Regions from separate parts of the Mus musculus genome. Here region 2 is linked to region 1. The links are chromatin loops, found by intact Hi-C in ENCODE. Cell type or tissue: left cerebral cortex. All regions are shown on one strand. Each heading gives the region's core, and the rest is flanking DNA. Links, peaks and the distances in the headings are about the cores only.

Region 1 (8,337 bases), core at 328-8,327:
TGGGAGAAGGAGAACCAAGATGCCAGGCAGAGAGGCACGGGACAGAGAACACAGCCGAGGGAATGCAGCTAGAGAGGGCTGCAAGACTGGGCCTAGGGCAGCAAAAATGGAATATAGATTTTAGTAAGTAATAACTCAGGAATGTTGGAGTGGGGCGAGTTAGCCACGTGGAGGTTTGGAAGTGGCCCAGCCATGGAGCCTCTTTAGTCACAGCAAAATATAAAGGCTGTGAGTGTCTCTCATTCAGGAATATAAAGCATTGGGGCAGACACTGCCACCATCTCCGCTGCCGCAGCGGCTGCCTCTGCCACCACCACCACCACCACAAGGATCATTCGAGTAGCATTAGTTGGGTACTGTGACAGGGGTTTCTCCCACCTTCATTCTGTTTCTGTCAAATCTTTCCAACTCTAATTCCAGGCTTTCCCTAAGTTCATCTAGATGTCCTCTCTGTGTAGCTTCTATAAGATGGTTTGGGTCTCAAACAAAAAATCCAGTTCTTCAAGCTAATTTAGGGTCATTTTCATTTACTCCAAGTTGGAACAATGACATCAAGCAGCTGTGGTGTTGCCACGCCTCCCAGCAGCTGGTGAAGGAGGGCACAGCAGTTGAAGCAAACAGGGGCCAAAAAGAAGACAAGAGACAGAACACAGATTCAAACTCAGGTCCTCTGGATCCAGAGCCAGCGAATTCCTTCTGAGTCATGTTAGATTCATGAAATGCATTCATGAGCTGGGCTTGGTGTTGTATACCTTTAGTCCTAGCACCCAGGAGGCAGAAGCAGGTGGATCTCTGTGAACCCAAGGCCATCCTGGTCTACATAGTAAATTACAGTTCTGCTAGGGCTATGTAGAGATAGACCCTGTCTCAAAGAAAACAAAAACAAAAAGCAAACAACAATGTACTCAACTTCTAATTGTCAACCCAATATTGCTAGGGGTCAACCACAATCTAAGCTCCATGTTCCATAGAAATGGACTGGTAACTGACAAGCAACAGCAACTTTCCAGCTTCTCTTGCAGCTAGATGGGGACACATGAGAAACCACGATGATCCAAACAGAACTGGGCCTCCTGCACATGCTCTGTCCTGCTTGTATCTGCAGCCCAGGCAGGCTGAACTCCAGCTTCGACTACTTATATCATAAAAGGGCTTTGGGGGAACCAAACAATGACTGGCAGGAATCTGAATGATCTCACAGAGCACAGCCTAAACAAAAAACTCACCCTGGATTGCAGCCTTGCCCTAATCAAATATGACATCAATACATTCTAAATACGAGTCATGTTTTTGTTATAAGAAAATTAAAGCCAAGAATGGTGACACAGACATGTAACCCCAGCACTCAAGAGTATGGAGAATTCAAGGCTGACTGAGCTACGTAGCAAGTCCATTTGTACATACAAACAAAAATACGTACATATATAAATACATATATGAGTGCATATATACATACATTTTGAATACCCCAAGTAGTACCTCTTGATAATAATAAGGCCTTAAGACACCCTAAAACCCTCTCTATTGTCATCCCCCATCTTCTATCCATGGTTAAATTTGTCTGTTCTGTAGTCTACACTCAATTTATGGTGCTCTCCTAAGGGAACCTTTAAAACTAGCCTTCATTGGAATCCAAGGTCTCCCTGTGTGAAGTAGGATTTATGTCTACTCAGTAAATTCCTACTTTGGGCTCCCTCTCAAAGGAGACAACGTTTAGCAACCAACATAAGAGCCCAGGAAACAGGTAGGACTCAGGGGTCACTCTTGAGACACTCATCAGAAGGCTTGATGAAATGCAGTGTCTCTCTGAGTTTCCCTGTGCCTCACATGACTCAGAGCCCACAGTGCACAGCGATGTTCATCCATAAACACTCCATGCATCTCACAGCAGCTGACAGCACAACGTTCATACTCCACTAGCTTTGGCCACACTATAGAAAGCAGAGGTCCGTGCTGACTTCCTGAGACGCAGGGTGTGTAGTATTTCTTTCCTGAATCTAATGAGAAAAGTATGGAAATAAGAAAACAAAAACAAACAAAGGGTTATAAGATTGGTATTAAAATGGATCCATTGGCTTTGGGCTTGGGTAGACACAAATGTGAATCCTGACTGCTTGCTTGTTTGCTTTTGGAACCTGTTTCCTATAACAATACAACTACTCATTCTTACCTGGAAGGATGGGCACAAGGACATAGGCAATGTCTGTTACAGACACTGGCTGTGCTTGTAGGCGAGGAACTCAGTAAATGATTGCAAAACAAAATCCAGAAAGATCCCCTCCCCACCCGCCTCCAGAAGAAGGGGAGGAAGGAGGAAGAAGAAGATGGAAGAAGAAAGGAAAGAGGAGGAAGGAGGGGGAGGAAGAAGGACAAGGAGAAAGACGCAGCAGCCAGCAGGCTTTCCCATCTCCCAGATCACCACAAAGGGAATGTGGCCCACCAGCTGGTCCCAAGGCCTCTAGATTGTCAAGGCCTGGCTTCTGTGGGTGCTATTGTGGGCCGGGAGGATGTGTGCACTGACCACATCCCAGCTGCTCTGCAGCTGGGGCTGCCCAAACCCTCCAACTCTTCTCATGTCTAAGTCAGTCAGCTTCACGGGAGGGTCCGCTTCCAAGTCCCTTTATTCTTCTGTCTTAAAGTCATGAAGAGGGGGGAAATGAAGATATGTGGTTGTTTTCTGTTCCTAGGACTATAGCTGACTTGAGCCAAAATCCTCATTTTGCTTTAATTACCATTCTACCATACATAGCAAGCAGGGCTGAAATGCTGACAGCGAACTTGAAGTTGGTCTTCTTTTCTTTCCTAGTGTGTATGTGTTGTGCATATATGAAGGTGTAAGCCATCTATGTGACAGAGCATGCATGAGAAGATCAGAGGACAACTTTTAGAGTCAGTTCTCTTTTTATTTTTTATTTTTTAATTTTTTTTTCAGTTCTCTTCTACCTTGTCTATGAAGCAAGCTATCTCCCTTTGCTTCTGCCATGCTGTGTAACTCCAGACTAGCTGGCCTGCAAGCTTCCAGGGAATTCTCCTGCCTCCACCTCCCATTTCACGACAGGTACCCTGCAACAGATGAGGCCCCTGCATCAAGCTTTTTACAAGGGCTACAGGAACAGAATTCCGTCTACCAGGCTACCAGAGCATTTTACTCACTGACTCACATCCACAGGCACAGACCTTGGGTTTTTAGATTAAACAGTCATACATATTATCAGGTATAGAAAACTAAATGACTTTCAAAGGATGGTTTGGGGGTGTCATGCCATCTGAGTCTGATTATCATTGATGATCTGACGATCTCTCTCTTCTCTTCTCTTCTCTTCTCTCTCTCTCTCTCTCTCTCTCTCTCTCTCTCTCACTCACTCAAGTATCCCTTTCTTTAGTTCTTTGGAGCAAAACTGTATAGCTTCTGTATATAAAAATATCCAATGTAGTGTTAGGGATTAAATCCAGGGCCTTGTGCTTGCTAAGCAACCACTTTATCACAGAATTATCTGCCCATTGCTCTTCTGCTATGCCACTTTGGTATTTCTTCATTTCTCAATTCTGCAAAGCATTTGGGCAGCCCCTTCTTCCTGGTGTCCTTTTAGCGCCTGAAATATGTTTCTGATAGCATGCCAACAGTAACAGAATCTCCTGGCTGGTCTTCTGCCTCTTGCCTCTGCAAACCAAGCTCTATTCATCCATTTCTATTCTTTTCCAACTCAACTACCTTCTATGAGTTTCTTTGGCTCAGCCTTCAGCAAAGATGGCAGACAGAGGACAACTTGCTGTAGTTCTCTATTCTGTGGGTCCTGGGAGTTGAACTCAGTGAGATTGAACTCAGGTTTCAGGCTTGGCAGCAAGCTCCAGCAGCAGTCATTTCTAACCCGCTGAGCCATCTCAGCGGTCCCCAGAAACTAACTGGATATAATTACTACCTCAGCGTCCATTTTTAGACCTGGTGTAAATCGTTTGAAACTCAGTTGTTTCTTGCCACCTTTGGCCTGGCTAAAATATCTCCCTTTCGGGTGGTTTTCTGGCATACACAGCCTACATGTTCCTCATTCCATTGACCCACAAACCCAACACACCCCACAGCTGCTGGCCCCGATAAAATCTAATTGATGAAGTCAGACAATGCCGCTATGTCCCTCCCTTCCACATTTGCTTCTTTTAGCAGATCACAGCTTCGTGGTGTCAAGGGTTGGAGGGGAAGGCCAGGAGGCAGACCTAAAGGAGCATTTGCAAATGCAGATTTTACTGGGACTATTTTATTGAAGGGAGGGGTCTACCTGGATGGAGGTGGAGCCTGCCACTCCTCAGAGAGATCCCTTTGCTCTTATTTTCCAGCTACACTACAGGTGCCTAAGGGCAAAGACTGTTTTGCAATCAGGATTTCCATGCAGGGTCCAGCCCAGGGCCTGATGGTGAAATGTTTAACCCCAAACCCCAGCAGGGACATCCATCCAGCAGGGCAAGTTCCCAGCACCTGTTGCCTTCCCAGATGTCACTGGGGCCAAGGGTGAGCCCGGGTGGCTCTCTTCCCCAGGGTTTTGGCAGGGTTCTGACTCGATACTCTGAGTTCCGAGCTACACTTTTACAACTCTATACTTGAATTTATCAAAAAGGATAGGCTAAGCGGGGGTATTCCAACCCGGAAGAGACAGCCCCGCCATGTGCCTGTTTTGTCAATCAGGCAAGAAGGAATCTTTCCTCGACTCATCTTGAATTCACTTCCTGAGGTTGCCTTCTCCCCCAGCAGGTGCCACCACTCATTTGAAACAGACAGAAACAGCAAATTGCTCCACACCCCGGGAGCTCCGCCAGCTTTCCCGCCCGCGGGCGTGGTGCTCGGAGGAGAGCCGCCTCCCGGTTGCGCCAACGCAGGACACTTCTCGCCAGCCCTTGACTCTTCTCGCACCTAACCGCTGCAGCGACTGGCAGCCTGGCGATCGGCCTCGCCGCCGCTGCGAGCAAGAAGATTTTCTTCTCACAAAAAGAAGGAAAGAGTGGCCGGGAAGGAGTAGAAGCTCCAGTTGTCTCTCTATGAAACCAGGTTTTTAACTCACCCTCTACTACTCTACACATCAGAAGAGAAACTGGGGTCGGGTGTGGTGGCACACGCCTTTAATCCTTGCACTCAGGAGGCAGAAGTATGCAAATCTCTGCGTTCGAGACTAGCCTGCTGCATAGAGCAAAATCCAAGACAGCCGGGCTACACAGATAAACTAAAAGGTGGGAGGAGGAGGAAGGGAGGAAGGAGGAAGAAAACCTGCTATAGATATACCTGTGGCTTCCACGTCCTAGTTTGCTACCGCTGTATTTCAAACAAACGAAACGGTCTTAAACTCATTTTAGCCTGCTTCCTGTTCCTAAGGAATTTAGAGTTGAAAGAAAAACAAAAGTTCCGTGGAGTTTTAGATTAGGAATGTTTCTAGATGGTTCTTGAAGCCATGCATGGTTGTTATAGACACACTCAACACACCCCATGGCCTTATTTAAAGTCAGTGCTTATGGGAGTATTTCAGCTGCCTGTGCAGAGAGTTCCGTGACAACTGAGTATGGAACAAGTGGCATTAATAGTCCTTGTCTTCACCCCCCCATGCTCATCAAGGTAAATCACTCTGGCTTCCGCCACTGACCCAAGGTTGAGCTGAGATCAATCCCTCTTGGTCTAGGAAGTGGACTGTTTATACCCCAAAATGAGGGAAAAAAACCTATCAGCTACTTTCTAACAATGGCTTTTGAATTGTGAAATGTTGGTCATGTCCAAAGAGCATTTTAAAAACCCAGGGGGTGGAGGGAGGTCGGCCATGGCAGCTGCCATCTTCCAGTAACTCGCCAAAATGGCGAACACAAAGGGAAAGAGGAGAGTCACTGGGTACATGTTCTCTAGGCCTTTTAGGAAACATGGAGTTGTTCCTTTGGCCACATACATGCAAATCTACAAGAAGGGTGATATTGTAGACATCAAGGGAATGTGCACTGATCAAAAAGAAATGCCCCATAAGTGTTACCACAGCAAACCCAGGAGAGTCTACAATGTCACTAGCATGCCATGGGCATAATTGTAAACAAGCAAGTTAAGGGCAAGATGTTGGCCGAGAGGATCAATGTGCGGATTGAGCACATCAAGCACTCAAAGAGCAGAGACAACTCCTGAAGCGGGTGAAGGAGAACGATCAGAAGAAAACGGAAGCTAAGGAGAAGGGCACCTGGGCTCAGCTGAAGGGCCAGCCTGTGCCATCCAGAGAAGCACTCTTTGTGAGGACTACGGAAAAGAGCCGGAGATTTTGGAGCCCATTGCATGTAGATTCGTGGCCTAATGTACAAAAAGGAAATAAACGACTAAGACTGCAAAGTGTTAAAACAAAACAAAACAAAACAACCAAAACCCAAGGGGGAGGAGGAAGAAAATGACCCAAGTGATAACAATTATTGTGCCTCTGCTATACACCAGGCTCTCCTGGGTGCTGAGGATGGCATGATGACCCCAAGGTGGTTCCTGATCTCTTGAGTATGATGAGAAGGCCACAAATAAAGGTATAATTACAGATTGATGTCAGAGCTAGGGAAAACAACACCTGGGATTTGAGAATTGGGGACAGGGTTGGAGGAGTGTCCCCAAGCAGAGGATGATAGAGTACAAAAAGGAAATGTAAACACACACACACACTTTCTTGTACAACTCCCTTATTTATAGACAAGGAAACTGAGGCTCAGCAGACCTAAAAGATTTGTCCAAGGTCGAGGCTAATTTTAGAAACGGGGCCAACTGCAAGGCCCAATCCCTTCCTGCTAAAAGCACATGGAGTTTATTTATAGCTCAGTTATAGACTAGTCTAATTCATTTGGCCAATAAACGCAGAACATTGAGTTCAAAACCACATCCCTTAAGACCACAGCATAAATAACGACGAGGGTCTTAATACGGACGATACCTTTTCATTAAATACAGAGTTCTCATCCTATCAAAATTCCAGCGCTTGGTTCAGATTAAGAGAAGATCGGGTCGTAACCCCTGTATAAAATATCCTGGCAGCGCTAACTGTTCAGTGATAATTTGAGTGTGAGCTGTGTGTCCCGGCTGACTTCACACCCCAGCTAGGGTTTCAGACCTATACGTGGTGTTGGGGTGAGACCCTGGAGATGAGCTGCTGGCGGCTGGCTGTGCTCTCCACTGTGTGCGTGAGCTGCATGAAGAATCCTTTTGAGAAGCCCGGAGTTTCCTCTGGCAATCTATGCGAGAAGGGTGCGGGGCGGGGGAGGAAGACGCTGTGACCGGAGGTTACCTCTGAGCTGGACTGCAGAGGGAGGGGTGGGGGAGTACAAGACAGTCTGTTTACTCCAGACTGCGTGTATTCGCGCACTGTGCATGCAATATACATATTATTTATTTTTTCCAATAAGATTCTAAATAGGAGTAAAATCCCTATAGAACAAAGGTGACTTTCGGCAGATGTCAATATTTATCCACGATTGGAAACCTCTAACCACCGTAGGCTCCCAGGTTGAAAACGTGGACTCCAAGCCACCTGGCTCAGGGTTAAGAAAGTTGGATGCGTTAGCGGAAGGGAGGGTCGCTGCACTTGCTGCTCGAACCCTGGGATCGCGAGCCCGCAGGGAGAGTGTGCGCTTTCTGCAGGCTCACCCCCTACGTCCTCACACACCCACTAGCGCGGATCAGCAAGGGTGGGACCGCGGCGGGGCGGGGCCTTTGGAGCCCAGACCCCACCCCTCCCCCTCCCTCTGCTCCGCTCCGCCCGCGCTCGCCCCCCCGCCCGCTCCCGGGGTGCCCGGCCCGCCCCCTCCCTGCCGCGCGCAAACGAACCTCGCGACGCCGCGCTCAGCGGTGGCGGTGGCGGCGACAGGCCGGGCGAGGCAGCAGGTTAGCCCGGGCCGCCCTACTCTGCAGGCGTCTCGGAACTGCAAGCTACGCCGCCCGAGCCCTGCGCCCGGGAAGCACTGGCCAGCCGGCCGCTCCTGAGGCTCGCTCCTCCAGGCGCTCGCAGGCATGCAGCCGGGGAGCAGGCGGAGCGCCCCGGGTCGCTACTGAGTCCGCTGAGCTGCGGGGACCAGCGCCAGCCGGGCCCCTCCCACCTCACCCAGGGGCCCACGAGCGACCGCCCTACACCTAGTCTTCGCGCGCAGCCCCGCCAGCGCCAACCCCCCGCGGGCTGGAGGGGCTCATGCAGCCGCCAAGGTAAGCGCGGACAGCGGGGGCACGGGGTCCTGAGGTCCCCAAGGCGCTGCGGACACTTGCGCTCCGCCGCCTCACTGATTAGTGGCTCCCCCAACCCGGTGTCTCATCTCACACACTTAGGGTTTTGCCTCGGATGACTCGCCTTCGCACTT
Region 2 (8,337 bases), core at 183-8,182, 780 kb before region 1:
ACAGATACACATGTGGTGCACAGACATAGACATATAGCAAGCCTAAAATTATTAAAAAGAAAGACAATATTTCTTGTGCCCTTTTAAAAAGTCACTTTCAGATGACAAATTGTGCTTGTCAGCAGTCTCCTTCAGCAGGAGCCAACATGTATGGCTGGTCCCTGCTCATTTCCATTTCTAGCTTCCTCATTTCTGCACAAGAATAGTGAAATAAAGCCATTGAAATTTTACATTTTACAGAACTTTAAATTTTATCATGCACTTGACTACTGCTGTTTCTTTTGATCCTCACAATAGTGGTGCGACACAGAAGACCGATCTCATTTAATCTATGAGAAAATTAAGGCTGAGGAAGATTAAACTGATCCTCTACAGACCTTGCCATATCACATTATAACTCTCATCTTATTTTTCATGATCACAGTCTTTAGTGGAAATGCAAATAAAATTACTACAGTCCATTGAGCAAAGTGAGGTAATAAAGAGAGATTACAGTGTCCAAATGAATTGAGCAGCAAAATGCCCATCAGAAACCAAAGAGGGAGAACAGGAAAGGAAAAGGCACTGAAGATGAAAGATTGTTCATTTGGAATGATTTTCTCAAAGGCACCAACATTGCAGAGAACTGCAGAAAGTTCCTTGAATCATTGATGTAAGTCCGTGGTGCAGGTGAGCTTAGGGGCATGATTTACTCGATCACAGTTTTCACCCAACACAATTTTAATAGTTACTTCCAAATCTGCACCTTTTGCTACTTCAGGAGGTCCTAAAGAGAAGGGAGGCTCTGTCTTTCCTTCCCTGTACTTTTGGCATGCTGTCCAGGTTTCATACATGAGCTCCCCCCAAATATTTATTAAATGAACACATCTTGTGCATTGCACACAATGCTCTTGGATGCATAAGCTGACAAACAGGTATAACCATCTCTGTATCTATCTCTAAAAATCTGTAAACAAGCTCTGCAAATTATTTTAAATAGAAAATCTAAATTTGAGTCCCAGCTCTGCTACTAATGTACCATAATGAGAATCAAGGCACATCAAGCAACTTTCTTGACTCTTCATCTGTATACAGATGTGTATTCCCACTCTTGTTAAACGTCAGAGAATATTTGCTGACAGGGAGTGATCACACAGTGGATCTGCTGATAATTATTCCATCGGCTTTTCAGAGTGAGGGCTGTTCCCTGCAAAGTGATGTGACTAGTGACTACACAAAGCCCTCTCATAGATGCTTGGGTAACACGATGCTAAAAATGATGAATCCTCGGTTTCTGAGACAAAGCTCATGCTTTTATTAGACACCCCACAAAGTTGTCTATAGATTTGAGTGCTATATTGTTAAACTGGTAGCTTTAACTGTAGTGTTCAGAAACTGGAAAGATGGCTCTGTGGTTCAGAACACTCTGACTCTGTCAGAAGAGCCGGATGTGGATCTCAGTGTGTACGTCAGGTATTTCCCGCAGATGCTCAAAACTCTGCCTTCTGGGGGTCCCCACACACACAGGAATATGCACATAATGCAAACATACACACAAATATATATGCATATAAATACAATAAAATAATGTTTTGTCAAATTTGTAATGTTCATAGCAATTTTATGAAAACGCACATTTCAAGGTTCATACTCCAAAAAGGGTCTTGCATAGGCCTAGAAATCTATATTTTAGCAAAATTGGTAATGTTTATAGCAGTTTCATGAAAATACAAGTTTTTGGGGTCCTATAGCCAAAGGGTCTTAGATATATCTAGAAATCTATATTTTGGCATGATTTTTAGATAGTTCATACCTAGAGTGATATATGTATTTCAAGCTACATTTTGAGAGGTCCCAATCTGTTCTAAGTAACATTTAAATGCATGGACATTTAGATGCAGTGCTACAAAACAATCAAACAAACAAACAAATAAACCAACAGTCTGAGACATTTAGCAAGAACAATTTCCTGAATTCAAGATAAGTTTACACCTGGATTATACTATGTATTCACGGCAGGTTCCTGTCTGTGAAGCAGAAAGGAATGTATGCAGTCAAAACAAGTAAACACAAGAAATCCAGTCTAAGCAATGTGCGTTCAGCCCTTGTACTTAATTAAGCCTCCTGAAGACTCTGTATTCTCACACAGTAGAAGGGGCTGAGAAGTTCAGAGATCGCTCACACAGGACAAAACTGAGTTTGCATTCTGCCCCAACAAAGCAGCCTGTAGTGTGTTCATGTTTACCCAACACCATGGTTTCCCCAGTCACACTTCTCAGCTCTACTACAACACGTAAAGATTTCCAACAGGCAACTCCAAGTCTTAAGGTAGAGCCTGGCTGAGTAAGACTCTGGATTGCTTTCTCTAAGATATCTTTGTTATTACAGAGACAGAGCCTTCTTCAACCTACCCATTGGTCATCCTTGGCATCTCATTTTGTATCTTATGATGGAGAACTGCCATCTGGAGAGCTTTCTTTCAAGGTCTTTCTCAGACACACCACCAAAATGATTATATTTTCCATCCTGTTTTCCAGGAATCAGCAACAAGAAAAGAAAAGAAAAAAAAGTTTAAGCCCTGCTCATTCTACCCTCTAAAACAAACACTTTTTGATTATAAAGGAAGAACTAATATATCATATATATGTTATTATACATTACCATTACAATATGTTATATCATATTATATAACAAATAATAATATGTATTATTGTATATTATATTATAAACATTTCATATACATGCATATATACACATATAATCATACATGATAATTATAATTAAAGGATAATTATAATAATTATAATATAATATATAACAAAATAAAATAATATATAATAAACAATACAACATTATGTAAATTATATCTAATATATAATATATATTATTCATCATATTTTTTTTCTCTGTAGAGGAGAGAGACTGAGTAACTGAGTCTATACCTCAGATTCATGCCTCTAACTACTTCTATGCCACTAAAATACAGGGAAAGAGCATAAAAGGAAGGAGATGAAGAAGCTGGGAGAACATGAAGGCACTTTTGGATTGTGAAGCAGGATGGTCATTCAGACCTAGGTTTAACTGTTGCTTCTTTTAAAAGTGGTGCATGGGAGCAAACGTTCCCTGTTTGTCTAAATGGTCTTATGAGATTATCTGCAGGGGGCACAGACTTAGAATCCATGTAGAGACACATCCTTCTTTTCGTTTCTCAATGCCCTGTTTTGTTCCATTCCGTGGGATGGTTTCTTGAGGATCACTCATTTATGATGCTCAAGAGGACAGGGCTAATGCTGATGGCTATCATGCATTGAAACACACTCAGAAATGGCCTCCAGGACAGCTTTGATGGAGTATAACTACACAATGCTCAGGCTCCCTGCAGGCTATTTGTAAATGCAGCACAAAGCTCCAGGAGACATGGTCCTCAGAGGAGGAGGACGATTGGAACAGTACCAGGCCAGCTGCCTCTTCCCACCTCTGACTCACATACTTCCTCTCCAGGCTGGAATCTGATGTTGCCAAGACAGCTGAAAAACTCAGTAAATTTTTATTTAAATAGAAGCTAATCAAGGAGTTGAGCTTGGATATGGATTCTGATTTCTCTGCTGCTATGACTCCATGATTGCCCAACATCACCAGCCACTGCATTCTCAGCACCAAAGCCCACTCCCAGGCCCTACGCTGGCCAAGTCCAGCAGTTTTGGCTGGGCATGTCTGAGGCCAGACTTAGCAGTTCATCATGCCCAAATATGGCAAGGGTCCTAGACGGCAGAAGCATCACAGCTGGACTTGAGGTGAGTCAAGTCAAAATGCATTTCTCTTCACATGGGAAGCCATTTTATATCGTGTAGATGGTTTGGGCTGAATGTAGAGGTACTGCAGGCATGGAATAAAAATCCAAAGTAACATTTATGAAAAACATCTTATAAACTATCTCCTGAAATGACTACTGTAAAAGTTACTTTAATCCAATGAAGAAATGTAGTTTATTATTTATACATGTCATATTAAGAGCTCATTTCATTATTTTATGTATGTCCACTTTAATGCAGATTTTTAAAATTATAATTGTGTAATATCTTTTAACACTTTTTTAATCTTTTAATTTCCCCTGAGTTTATTTACCTGTATAATAATTAATATAATAATAATTATGTAATTATAGTAATAATAATAAAATGCTCACTATATAATCACAATGTGGTATACATAGTTCTCTAAGTGGACTGTATATATACAATAACAACAGTCATACCCTTTGTTAAATAGGTAGATGCCCTGTTAAGGGTTCTTAGCACATGCAGATCCAAAGCACACGAAATACAAAGGGCACAAGAAAACCTTGAGAAGTGTCTTCTATGTTCAATAATACATCCAAACTCAGAGTACATTCAATATGTGTTGTTCCTTGTACATCCATTGTGTATAAATAAAGCCATTAACACTCAGCTGCCCTGGAGCCTCTTCTACCCTCAGAACTCAGTAATTAACTTTCTCTCTGTTTGGTTTGATCCAAACTAGAAATCTCACAGGACATAAGCCCTAAATGTCAGGATCTATTTTTGAGAAGATTTGGGTGGTGAGCATTCTTTCAGGGATGCAGATGAATATGTATCAGTCATACTTCCTGGTCCTCAGATAAAGGACCCTCTCCTCCCCTGCAGTGTGACAGTGGTGACTCATCCCAAGATAGCACCACCATCCCCTTTTCATCCCAGCCTCTTGCCTGTGCCTCTTTCATATCTGATGTATCCGTTTAGGGAACTGTGCCCTTTGCCTGAGGCACTTCACACTCAGAAGTGTAATCTGTCACTAGGAATTATCTTTTTTTTTTCCAAGAAGAGGACATCTTGACAGGAAAGAAAGCAAAAGTCTTCTCATTAGAAAGAAAATATTGATTATGGTTGCCAACTTTTTTCATTCACGGGACCTTTAGCTCAGCTGAGACATCCAGTCCCTTGGATGCCTGGTTTCTAAAACTATAAATTTAACATCTCAGTTTCTGTCACACTTCGCCTGTTACTCTGAGTAGAAAGTAAGTGGGCAGATGACTCATTTGACTCATTGAGCTTGCTCACAGCAGCCTGGCAGTCATGGATGATATGAATTCCTCTTGCTCCAGTCTAGAAAGGCAGCTATGGACTAATGTGTCTTAGCTCCCAATCCTAGCTGAAATGTTCTGGAATACTATCCCAATAGTCCTGTCTAAACACACGGTCAGATTGAGAACTCAGCATTCAAAATAAATGAATCCAATGTAAGAACACTTTGAGAAAAATAACACAAGTCTTTATTGTAGGTGTCTCGGGCATGTACAGAGATGGACACTACAAGAAACATTGCAACCACCTCATTAAAACTTCTCTCCCAAGGCAGGTATCAGCCAGGAAATTCTCTCCTTTTTCTCATCTCCATCATCTTGTTTTCCTTGTAGCATACCATGCCTAACGCAGATTAAGCTCACCAGTTTTCACAACCCCATGCCCCTGATCAGCCTATCAGAAATCCAAAGTTTTAGGGAATGGGAGTTGGTAGCCTGCTTTGAAAGTACCTTGCAGGAAGCTGAACCTTATTTAATGCTAGCAAAATGATTTTATAACTAGCAAAAAACAAAGCAAAACAAAACAAAACAAACACAAAAACAACAACAAAAAAAACAAAGACAAAAACAAAAACAAAACAACCAAAAAAAAAACCCATTAGGGTCAAAATTTGAATGAGAAGAGAAAATTTATGGTTATCTTTAATGATCTTCATGAAAAAGAAATTAAAACAAGTTAACGTGTTTCAACACCAAGCAGAATTCAGAAGTGTGAGAGAAATTGTTCAAAAGAAGCCATAGGAGTTCGTTTGGTTTGAAGAGGAATTCTCATGTTAACTGAGTAGCCCTGGTCCCAGTCTGTCTGAGTGCCTAGAGATTCAGATGTGAGTCTGCCTCATACTCTCTCTCCTAAATGAAACATCCTTATTTCTAGATCTAAGGTAATTTTATTAATTTTTATAGATATGAAAAACAAAAGTTTATCTTAAAACAAAATATGTAAAATTATGACTAATAAAAATAAAATCGTCACAAGGAGACAGCAATGGCTAACAACCTGACATATTTTATTCCTGAAAACGATATCCATTTTTTACTGTAAATCTCTCTAATAATGTGTCCGTAAACATTTTTGTATACAGTTTAGTATATTAACTTTCTCTAAAATTATGAAAGTAATATGCTTTAATGTAATCAGAGAGACAATGTGAAAATAAATAATGAATGATCTGTGTGGTCATTTCCTGCTTCTTGTTCTCAAAGAACCTTGTTCTCATCTGTCCTGCTCAGAAACTAAGTAGGCTGAGGATAGAGAGTCGGCGGAGATGGAGGACAGCACCATCTGTCACTTCTCACAGTCCTGCCAACTGCGAGTCCCATGGAAATAAGGAACATCAGTTGTTCATGCAAACAAAGGAGTCATATAATACAGTCTCATGCACACTGCTGTATCCTGCATCACTGCCAACAACGGCTATGCTATGCAGGAGCTGGTCAGTAAACTATCAGTGATATATCGAAGTGTATGTGCTACAAAATTCTTAATGGAATTACAAAGGAGAGAAAAGCAAGAAGGAGGGACGGAAATGAGGGAAGGAGATGGGGGAGAGAAAACAAGTAATTTGGATGCTCTATCATGGACACGTTTAAAAGCATGAAAGTGAATAGTCTTCTGAGAGAATGATGTCCTAATTTTTAGCAGAATAACAGCTAATGCTAAATATCACTTAGTTTTGTTGTAAGAAAGAGAAAAAAAGAACCTCTGGTTATAATCAGAACCAAAGTGTAACTCATTGGAAAGACAAGTAGTTCAAAAATGTATGAGAACCCTGGGGTAGAGTGGGAGAGCTTGGGTGTAGAAACTACAGCAGTTCCTACATTACTGAGATCGTTGGAGAATGGTGTTGCCAGGAGATGTGAATGCCAATCATTTTGCTTTGTCCTTAGCATCTCAGCAAAGTGAGATGTGCAGAAGGAGCACCCATATGTTACAGCTCAGAAACGCAATCTTTCCTTATTTTCAGGAAACACATGGATGCTAATCGCTAATTGTCTAAAGGAGAGAGTAATTTCCACTTGTAATTTCATAGTTTTCATAAGAAGCAAGAGTGGGTTCTGGGCAAGTAAAATCCATGAATACCCATGACCTAACACAGGATATTATTTATAGAGTCAATTTTAGAAAAACCCCATCTAGTAAGGCACAAGTAATCTTTTTTAACTTTAAATAAACTCCAGTCCTTTTGAAGTCACAGGAAACTGAAAAATGGCTGAGAATAATGTTATTGGCAACCTGGTTATACAGTTGTGGTTAGTCTGTGAAATTTCATTAACTCCTATACATGTTTTTCTATGCATACATTATCTTTGAAAATAGATTCCATTTTTAGAAGCAGGTACAACAAATATCTCATAAATTTTAAAAAATCTTTCTAAAGTCTGAACCATCCAGACTAAATATTTCCTGTGTTGATATTTTGAAACATTGGAACAATGCCAACTGGAGCTGGAACAATGCCAACTTGAACTGTCATAAATATCACCAATAGAAAACAGTAGTAGAAACATAAGAGAAAGGGGGTATGGTAATTAAAATATTTATTACAATGTGAAAAAATAGAGTAGGCTGGAGTCCTTATTGCTGTGACTGGTGCCATCCCATTTGTGTCTGTACTTTCTGGGCATTCGTCTGTCCTCCCAATGTCTCAGAATAGAGAAACACATTTTAATTCTTAAGAGAGTCTTTGATATTCTGATCCCATGGAATGAAAGTTTTAAATAACGGTTCCATGTTTCATAGTAGTCAAAAGATACTCTCTACATGGTTAGAGCTGGTAACAATGAATTCTTATTAATACCATAGACATTTAGAATCTAACACGTCTCAGAAATAAGACAAAAAATATGACACTCAAAGTTGCTACCAACCCAGTGATGATGAAGATTTTTCATAAGCAATGGCTCTACTGTGATTGCCTAACAGAATGTACTGGTTTGACTTTGAGGTGCATACCCCAGGAGAATATGTGTCTGAGTGTTTCATCAGTCCCTGATACTTCCATGTTGTGAGGCTGGTGGTCTCTGATGAATGGAGCCTGATAACAGTGGATTTGGATGTAGAAGTCTCAGCTACTTCTCCAGTATCATGTCTACCTGAGCTCCCATGCTCCCCAAAAATGATGATAATGGACTGAAACTCTGAAACTGTAACCCATCCCCAGTTAAATGCTTCCTTTTATGAGTTGTCATAGCATGGTGTCTCTTTATATCAGTTGAATACAGACTAAGACAGAGCTTGTACCAGGGAGTGGAGTATT

The links. A loop is a pair of places that touch in the nucleus more often than their neighbours do. Peaks named below come from ENCODE experiments on the same cell type or tissue, not always from the same donor. Only the 100,000 strongest peaks of a DNase experiment are listed, where the experiment ranks them.
Region 2: a loop joins it to region 1, with 4 times the contacts of the local background. A loop is called at or near these places in 3 of 42 quality-filtered maps.

Annotation. Positions count from the first base shown.
Region 1 is chr7:73,367,704-73,376,040 of GRCm38, forward strand. Rgma (repulsive guidance molecule family member A) reads left to right here and starts at 7,817. Exons shown (of 4, transcript NM_177740.5): 1 at 7,817-8,185. The coding sequence starts at 8,172. A730056A06Rik (RIKEN cDNA A730056A06 gene) reads right to left here and starts at 8,071. Exons shown (of 2, transcript NR_040325.1): 1 at 7,814-8,071. In left cerebral cortex, for the core only: a CTCF peak has its summit at 4,778 (motif pointing right); DNase peaks (open chromatin) are centred at 4,825, 7,247, 7,668 and 7,857; H3K4me3 peaks cover 1,811 bases; H3K27ac peaks cover 1,848 bases.
Region 2 is chr7:72,585,904-72,594,240 of GRCm38, forward strand. No RefSeq gene overlaps it. Among named protein-coding and RNA genes, the nearest start is that of Gm36865, 240 kb to the right of the region's middle. In left cerebral cortex, for the core only: no CTCF peak of the experiment used is centred there; DNase peaks (open chromatin) are centred at 3,435, 4,621, 5,000, 5,871 and 3 more places; H3K27ac peaks cover 320 bases.